2 separate regions of the Homo sapiens genome follow, and region 2 is linked to region 1. A link is a contact called in ENCODE Hi-C or POLR2A ChIA-PET data. All regions are on one chromosome and are shown on one strand. Each heading gives the region's core, a stretch centred on a gene start or an enhancer-like site at or near the end of the contact. The rest is flanking DNA. Distances are from core to core; before and after follow the strand shown. Region 1 holds the start of PCK2 (phosphoenolpyruvate carboxykinase 2, mitochondrial). Region 2 holds the start of DHRS4-AS1 (DHRS4 antisense RNA 1).

Region 1 (4,448 bases), core at 858-3,357:
AAAATATAAAAATTAGCCGGATGTGGTGGCGTGTGCCTCTAGTCCCAGCTACTCAGGAGGCTGAGGCAGGAGAATCGCTTGAACCCGGGAGGTGGAGGTTGCAGTGAGCCGAGATCGGGACACTGCACTCCAACCTGGGCGACAGAGCAAGACTCTGTCTCAAAAAAAAAAAAAAAAAAAAAAAAAAAAGAAATGAGTAGGGGCCTTTGGCCCAAGTGTCAAGACAAGAAGTTGGGCCCAGGTGACAATTTCATATGTCTGGTATTTGAAGCCTCATCCATTTTATTTCCATTTTCAAGTATAGTTTTTTATAAATTAAAATGGCAGCTGTGTTTATTCTTTCCTTCTGGTGTGTATGCTGTAAGACTATGAAAGCCCCAAGCAAAGGTCACAGTCTTTCCAGTGCCAGGTTTCTAGATGAGGGCTCTTGCACAGAGAATAGGTGACTGGATGCTGGGCTTCCAGGCCCTGATCTGCTGCTGCCCACTTGGACCAACAATGGTTGCATAAAATGTTGCCCTCGGGTAAGTATTTCTGAACTCTGCGGAAGGTTGACCACTGGGGAATGAGTGTCACTGGCTGGGGTTCATGGGCTTAATTCTCAGGAGGTCAGCGTCCTGTTGTCTGTCCTCTCATGGCCCTGGGAGACAGAGAAGCAACGTCTGCTCTGATTGGCCTGGACTCAAGGTGGAGTAAACCCGAGAGAGCAAAGACCATGAAGGGGATGTTACTCTCCTCCTCTATCAAGGCCTCGCCCATCAGAAACTGCCCCCACACCCAGGACCACGTGACCCCGTGCTTCCCCTGGCTCTTCTTCCTAGAGGCCACATGCCTAGAGAGCTTTGGTGTTGGTGGGAGGGTGGAACAGCAGCTTGCTGGCAGCTCAGACTCAGAGGGTGTTAGCCTGGGGAAGGAAGAAAGCTCAGAGCATGGATACGGGAGCTTGAGTCTGTCTGGGGTAGAAGCTGGGGTGGTTTCCGCTAAAGCAGGATAGATGATCAGTGTGGCCCCAGGGGCAGGGGAGGAGGGCTACTGGGACCTGGGTCTGTTCCTGCCTCAGAGGGAAGTTCTCCGTGAGCATCAGTTTTCAAGCACACAGTCTTGAGGACAGCCTCTCTCTCCCTGGAGCCTGGCTCACGTTATCTCTTGTGAAGCCCCCACACCCTCTTGCAGCCCTCTAAGTGGGACGTTTCCTTCAGAGACCACCCACAAGGGCTGCCCAAGTGGAACGGGCTGTGCGACAGATGTGGGTCACTTCCGACTCTGGGACAAAAGCTGAGAAGAGAGGCCTCAGAGAATAAATAGGAGACTAAGAGGACAGGCAGACAAACAGGACGAGCCTGGGGGCTCCAGGCCTGGACGGAGGAAGAAGCCAGCTATGTAAGAAACGAAGGCAACTTGGCGCCCTCCTCCCACCTTGCTTGCCTCCCTCCCCTGGGCCCAGGTCCCTCGGGCTGCTCTGGACTTCCCGCCAGGTTCCAGTCCTTCCAGTCCGGGAGAGGCCGGGAATGGATATTTAACCTTCCACCTTCTTTAGGGGGCTCTGAGCTTAGTCTCCCGGGGCTCACGTACCCTTGTCCCCAGGGCCCTGCTGCCTCTCGAAGTACCCTGGGGCGCTGGCTGAGAGCCCGTTAGAGGTCCGAGGGAGGTATCTGGGAAGGAAAGGAGGATATGCGGAGACCTGGCTCAGCAGAGAGGAGCGAGGAGAGAGAGGAAGTTCTGAGAGTGGCAGATAGAGATCGCGCGGTCAGAGGCGAGCGAGGCAGAGAAGGGGAGGTGCAGGCGGAAACGAGGAGCACCGGCCGGCTGCCCTCCCAAGAGACGCGCGGCGCGGGAGGCTGGACCCACAGCAGTCGCCCCTGCCCGCCTCCGCCTAGGATGGGAAACCTGGCGGAGGCTGAGAGCAGGAGAGCGCCACTGGCAGCCCCGAGGGGGCGAGCGCAGCGGAAGGTGCGGGTGGGCCCCGGGCCGGGGGTCACTCACCGCAGGCCAGGGCGGTACAATGCGGCCATGGCACCTGGGCAGGGGCTGCGGGGTGGCCAGGAACCGAGCGGAGCCGGGGAGGTATGGAAGGCGGGGAAGGAGGGAGCGCGGCGAAGCGAGCCACAGCAGAGGCTGGCGGGAGGCGCTTAAAAAGGAGGGGGGCAGGCGCGGGGGCGGAACCTGGTAGGGCTGGCACTAGCTTTCCTCCGCCCCGCTGGCAGGCCAGCTCCCTCGGCCCCGGGGCTCCAGGCTCCAGGTCAGCCCAGCCGCCGCCCCAACCCCTGCCTCCAAACCGCCAAACCCATCTCTCCCATTGGAGGACTGGGTCCACTCTTCGGCCCCCGACTTCGAGGCCCCGCCCCCCATCCGCCACCGCCCTCCCAGCCGCACATGATGTAACTTTGAGGACTCTTGCTCCCGGGAGAGACACTAGGTGGCAAACAAGCTAGGAACGAGGGGCGAGGCCAGGGGCGGGAGACTACAGGGGCCAGACGTCTAGAAGTTAGGGGGTTGGGCATTGCCTTTCCAGTTCCTCCTCCTGGGGACGCGACACCCTGAGTCCTGGGCCTTTCTGTAGTCCAAGTGCCCAATGCTAAGGTCCACTTAGTCCCCAACTCCTAAATCCCCGTTTCTCCTCCTGATCAAGGCTCCTTTCTGCCTTGCCATGAAATGGTGGAGTCTCTCTACCCCTGGGTCTCTTCCTTGGTCCTCTGATCTGGTCATTCTCCTCCCCCGGCACATCCCCTCTTCCCCTGACGGAGTCTTACTCTGTCACCCAGGCTGGAGTGCGTGCAGTGGCGCGATCTCGGCTCACTGCACACTCCGCCTCCCGGGTTCAAGCAATTCTCCTGTCTCAACCTGCAGAGTAGCTGGAATTACAGGCGCCTGCCACCACACTCGGCTGATTTTTTGTATTTTTTGTAAAGACGGGGTTTCTCCATGCTGGCCAAGCTGGTCTCCAACTCCTGACCTCGTGATCCGCCTGCCTTGGCCTCCCAAAGTGCTGGAATTTACAGGCGTGAGCCACCACGCCCGGCCTGGTCATTCTTTCTCTCCACAATCCAATGAGGAAACTCATCTGCCCACCCAACTACCATCATAAAGTCCTCAGGTGATTTCTCAAGCTATACCTCCATTGGGACATCTCTCTCCAACCTGAGACCACTGGATATCACCCACAATGCTATATAGCACCTCAAACTCAGCATATCTATGATGGGTGTCTGCTCAGCATCCACTCGCCTTTTCTGGTAATAGCACCCTGATTTTCTTTTGGGGAACCATCTCCTCAGTCTGTATTGTCATGTGGGTCTGATGTCACCCCTCTTGGGGGTAGGCTTGCAGCTTAGCCAACTTTTGTGTTCCTCACTCTGGCCACAGCAATCAAGGATGTTCAAGGATGGGCATGAGATCCCTCTCTGGGACTTTTTCTAAAACTTTGGAAGTTAGCTCTCTTTCTGCTGAGTTGCTGAGCTGGTAGAATATAAGCCTGGAGCTGCTGAGTGTTAGCTTGGCACTGCAAAGCAGGAACCTGGCTGAGACAGAAGCCAGCCTAGAGGAAGCAGAGCAGGGAGATGGCGAGCAATGGATTCCTGATTTCAGTTACAGGAATTGATGCATTTCTTCTCTTGCTCAAGCTAATTTTAATTGGAGTTCTGCCACTTGCAACAGAAACAGTCTTGATTCTCAGATTTCTTGGAGTTCTATGCTGGAACATAGTGGGATAAGGAGAGCTGGTCTCCAGCCACGGGCTTGCTACTGGTCCCCGTCTCTTCCCCCTCAGGCTCTAGCCTACACTCAACCTCAGGTATATGTATTTGGATCTCTTTCCCCCCAGTTCATAGATCCAAACTCTGTCCACACTTACCCAGCTGCAAACACATACCTCTTGGCCAACCTTTGGGCCTAAAGGTGTGCACACTGGTGGCAGCATGGTTGACCTGAAGGTCATCATCTTCTCCATAATCCTGCACCTGCTCTCATGGTTTCCTACCTCAGCAAATGGCACCATCATCTGGCCAGTTGCCCCAAAGGGAATCAGTCTAGACTATTCTTATCCTGCATAGCTAATCAGATGCCAGGACCTTTGGAATTGTACTTCTCAATTAGCCCTCAAGTCTGCAACTATCCCCATGGCCAGGGCCTTAGTTCAGGGCTTATCTCTCACCTGGCTTCAGGTGATAGCTTCTAAGGCACTTCTTGGACTCCTGCCTCTCCAAACACCAACCCCTCTCCCTACCAAGCCACTCCCCACACTGTGCATGCAAATCCACTTGGAAAGTTAAGAGAGAAGAATAATGTTTATGCTATGGACAGTAGGTGCCAGGCTCTGTGTCAGCAACTCTGCATGCATAATCTCATTCTGTTTCACAACTATATTTTACATATGTGGACACGGGCTTAAAGAGTCATTTGCTCGGTCACCCTAAGGGAAGAATCAAGGAAAAAGGGAGGCAGGACCCCAG
Region 2 (4,172 bases), core at 1,322-3,821, 140 kb after region 1:
TGGGAGGCTGAGGTGGGAGGATTGCTTGAGTTCAGGACTTCGAGGTTACAGTGAGCTATGATCATGTCACTGCACTGCAGCCTGGGCAACAGAAGGAGGCCCTGTCTCTGGAAAAAAAAAAAAAAGGAAAGTCTTCTAAGTCTTATTCTAAATTGTGTGATCACTACACCAAAGCGGTTAGGAGCTGTTTGTTCTGTGTTCTGATAGTTATACATTTTTAAGAAAAAATATAATCAAGGAGATAGGCAGCTACTCTGGTTTCCACTTACAACACCAGTGAGAAGCTTCGTGGTGTCCAGATGAGGAGGCCACTGGGTAGTATCCATTCTCAGGAAAGTGGCTTTTCTCATTGCAGGGTAACATGTGGCAACTGGCAGAAGACATTTCAAATTGCTGACAAGTATTCTATCATTCTCCTCTCTGACAATGGTCATACAAACTACTTGAGAGTCATTTTTGACTTCTCTATTTCCCACTTTTTGACATGGGGTTGGAAAATCTTGGTTCGTTTCCACTGAATGTCTCTTGGGCACATCTATTCCAGTCCCACCGCCACTGCTCTAAACCTGGAGGACAGCAACAGCTTCCTCACTGATGCCCTGGATTCGGTGTCTCCTCTGTATATCCTTCCTACCAGAGCCAGATTAGCTTTCCTAATAACCATCTTTCTCTTGCTCAAAACCTCACATGGCTTCTTATTTGCTACAAGGGTGTGTAAACATATCCTTTTAAGAGGCCATATCCTTTTAAGGTCCTTAACGTATCCTTTTAAGAAGCTATGGCCGGGCACAGTGGCTCACGCCTGTAATCCCAGCACATTGGGAGGCCGAGGGGGTGGATCACCTGAGGTCAGGAGTTCAAGACCAGCCTGGCCAACATGGTGAAACCCTGTCTCTACCAAAAATACAAAAATTAGCTGGACGTGGTGGTGGATGCCTGTAATCCTAGCTGCTCGGGAGGCTGAGGCATGAGAATTGCTTGAACCTGGAGGCGGAGGTTGCAGTGAGCTGAGATTGTGCCATATCACTTCAGCCTGGGCAACAAGAATGAAACTCTGTCTCAAAAAAAAAAAAAAAAAAAAAAGGATATGGAGGCCCATGGCCTCTATCTTTCCAATGCAGCCCCTTCCCCAGCAGTACTCCTGAGCCTGTGCTCTCCACTGTGGCCTGACAGTGCTCCTCTGTTTCCTTCAGTTCCTCCTTGGCTGTCTGCTCATTTTGCAGAGTTATCTGGAACCTCATCACTATTCCATCTGTCCATTCCCATCCATTCCTTAAGGTTTAGCTCAAGTACCACCTCTGGGCCAGGCCTGTAGGCCATGTTAAGTGAACCTGGTGGGGGCCACAGGATGTTTTTCCGGGAGGATTTTCACATTACATTGCTACATGTCATATGGTTAGTGCTAATTGATCCAGACTCCCAAACGGCTCCTTCCACCATCAGGATCAAGGCCCCAATCTTGGGGTCTGTCCATCAGCCTAAGCCAAGCTTTTTTGGACTCACATTTGTGACTTTCTTGGACTCATATTTGGCTCTTTCCAATGCACATTTGAGCATTTGCCAGACAGTTCCTTAAAAATGGAATTACCCTATTCTGTCTACCATACTACTGTCTACTATTGCTTAAGATCCTCCTCTTCTAAGATTATGCAAATTATTTCTGCCAACCTTCCAATCTGTTAGCAGAATCCTGTACTTTCCATTTTTGGGTAGATTCTCCCTTCCACTCTGGGAAATAAAGTGTATGCCGTGAGCCTCAAGGGAAGAGGAGCTTCCTTTGTGAATGCTTCATATTTGCTTCAGCAGCTGCAAGGCTGGTGTCCACTACTAATTCTGACATCGACTTATATACTTTCTTTGAGACTAAAGTCCAGTACCCGGTAGTCCACAGGCAGCCAATAAAGGAAGGGAGCCTGGGAGGTCTGGGTCTTTCCTTACTGGCTGTGGGACCTTGGGAAGTTGCTCCAGCTATCTGAGCCAGGGTCTGCAGACTGAGAGAATAGTCCTTGCCTTGCTTGGGTTGTTGTCAGGTCTAGAGATAACCTGTGTAAGGCTCTGAACACAGGAAATGGCACATAGTAAGTGGCTGAAACATGGTGGGCTGCTTCCTGAGGTTCCCAGGGACTTGACTCTATAAGCTGAAGAAGAGGGGAATGTTTATTAACTCATGGGTGGGAACATGTATTTTGTGATTGTATTTACCCTTCACATCTGTTCAATTAGATTGAAAATTACTGCAGAACCAGTACCAGCTGTTTCTTTGGGGTACTCAAGGGATGATGCAGGGTTGAAGCATTAGAATGTTTTAAAATTCTCTGACTGAGATGGGATGATTCTCTGACGTTAGTATATGGACATAATAGAAAGGCACACAGTAAAAATGTGCTGCTGTCTAGGAAAGCAGGGAAGGAGGCTCAGGCTGGCTCCGTTTTCCACCTCCTGGCTCTGTGCCCATTTCCCTGCAGCTCACCGTGGCCACCAGCCGCTCCCGGTCCTCCGCCTTCCCCACATGGCACACGGTGCCCGTCACGCTCAGCCCCTCCCCCTGCAGCGTGGCCACCGCCTGGTCCACATTCTGCTGCTTCCGGCTGCTGACGACCACATGGGCCCCGTCCTGGGCCAAACGCCGGGCGATGGCGAAGCCGATCCTGTGAGCAGAAAGAGACAAAGACTGCTAAGGCCTGTGCAGGGGAAGAGGTCGACAGTATGAGCTCTGAAGTTAAGACTGCCCGGGTTTGAATTCTGGCTCTTTCTCTATATAACCCCTACGTGTGCCTACTATGTGTAAAACAGGCTTAATGGCATGGCCATTTTTGGCATTCCTTTACTTGTTTTTATTATGACCTGGACCACAGCCTCAGTTCCCAAGAACTGACATCACTTTCTACAGTTCCCACCATGGGTGACAGGCTTCATCCCCTCTTGGGACTGAGAGGTGAGAAATGAGCTGGGTTTGCAGCAGCAGCCACTTCCGTGATTTGAGGGTCTCACTCAGAACAGCCCTGCCCCCAGGTTTCTTTCTTACTCGTCTACATCATTCTCAAAATTCTATCCTTAGTTATTTTTTGGGGTGCATGTGAAAAGATGGTCTCCGGTCAAAAATGTAAATATTGCCTTGGGAGGAAGAGTTACACATTTTGCATTTGTCAGCTATTAGCATTTTACCTACATTTGTATTTTAGTTTTGTGAAGAGCTGGCATCTAGCAAAGTCCTGTAGAAATGAGGACCAGGATAGACAAGAATGGTGGGTGAGAAACAGGCTGGGCAAGGTCGGCCCAGATGTACCGACCTAAACAAAAATCTCGACATATGGCTCTGGTGTCCCATCTAGGTAAGGGGGAGGGGTTCCGGGGGACTTTCCGGTGCCCAAATAGAATGTCTGGTACATTTTCAAAGTGCTGGAGGCCGTGGGATAGTATTTTGAAATCCAGATTTCCTTGGATTTCCAGTTTCTGGTCTTCCCAGACGCTAGGTGGCGCTGGTTGACTGGGGCAGCCCAGAACACTGGGGAGACTAGATCGATAGGGCTGCACAGAGGTGGCACAGTTGTGCCAGAGGTAGCAGGGACAGGAGGGCTGGCAAGGGAGGGTCCAGGGCTAGGGGATTCGGAGTGGCTTCAGGCGGACCACGTGGCTACCTTTTTTCCAGGGCCAGACTTTGGCAGCGTGTAAGGTCTGAGGACAGGGGCACCGGAGGCCGAGGATGAGAGGCCAGTGCCTGTTTCCAGGCAGCCAGGGCCTCAGAAACTCCGGCCGGAGCACTCACCCGTCGGTGGAGGCCGTTACCAGGGCCACCTTATTTGCGAGCGGGTCCCGGCGGGTCATCCCGGAGCTGGCCATCCGCACCGAATTCCAAGCCCGGGCACAGAGGCCTAGCAGCCCCGCCTTGTGCATGGATCAGACCAGCAAGTATGGGTTCCACTCTTCCCAGGGGCGGTGACAGAGTAGGGCGAGGGGCAGGACGAAGGGCGGGCCGATTCCCTGCCCGCCCTGCTCCCCGCCCCGGTACCGCTGTGAGCGGTCTGTGGCCCTGGGCACCTCCATCCGCCGCGGCGCCCCTCCACCATCTACCTTCCGCCTGACTGGGGCTTGCCTTTCCGGGCTGGCGGGTGAGCTCTCCGTTCAAGTTGCCTGTAGGGCTCGCCCCTCCCCTGGCCCTTGCAGGAACCCGC

Evidence for each region. Hi-C counts contacts between places; a loop is a spot of excess contacts on that map. ChIA-PET counts read pairs that join two places held with the same protein, here RNA polymerase II (POLR2A). Pooled maps may share reads with other maps.
Region 2: a map with no recorded cell type shows a loop between it and region 1 (10-fold over the local background). The contact joins the promoter of DHRS4-AS1 here to the promoter of PCK2 in region 1. A Hi-C loop is called at or near these places in 1 of 37 single-sample maps with no recorded cell type and 10 of 50 pooled maps. POLR2A ChIA-PET finds 5 or more read pairs at or near these places in 4 of 52 experiments (BJ, HepG2, WTC11 and 1 more).

The regions. Positions count from the first base shown.
Region 1 is chr14:24,091,970-24,096,417 of GRCh38, reverse strand. PCK2 (phosphoenolpyruvate carboxykinase 2, mitochondrial) reads right to left here and starts at 2,107. Exons shown (of 10, transcript NM_004563.4): 1 at 1,984-2,107. The coding sequence starts at 2,012. All of the region lies in intron 1 of NRL (neural retina leucine zipper), which reads left to right. RefSeq lists enhancers at 1,712-1,781, 1,435-2,084 and a silencer at 2,092-2,341.
Region 2 is chr14:23,953,511-23,957,682 of GRCh38, reverse strand. DHRS4-AS1 (DHRS4 antisense RNA 1) reads left to right here and starts at 2,571. Exons shown (of 2, transcript NR_023922.2): 1 at 2,571-2,935. DHRS4 (dehydrogenase/reductase 4) reads right to left here and starts at 3,913. Exons shown (of 8, transcript NM_021004.4): 1 at 3,767-3,913; 2 at 2,471-2,648. The coding sequence starts at 3,894. RefSeq lists enhancers at 3,272-3,401, 3,452-3,581.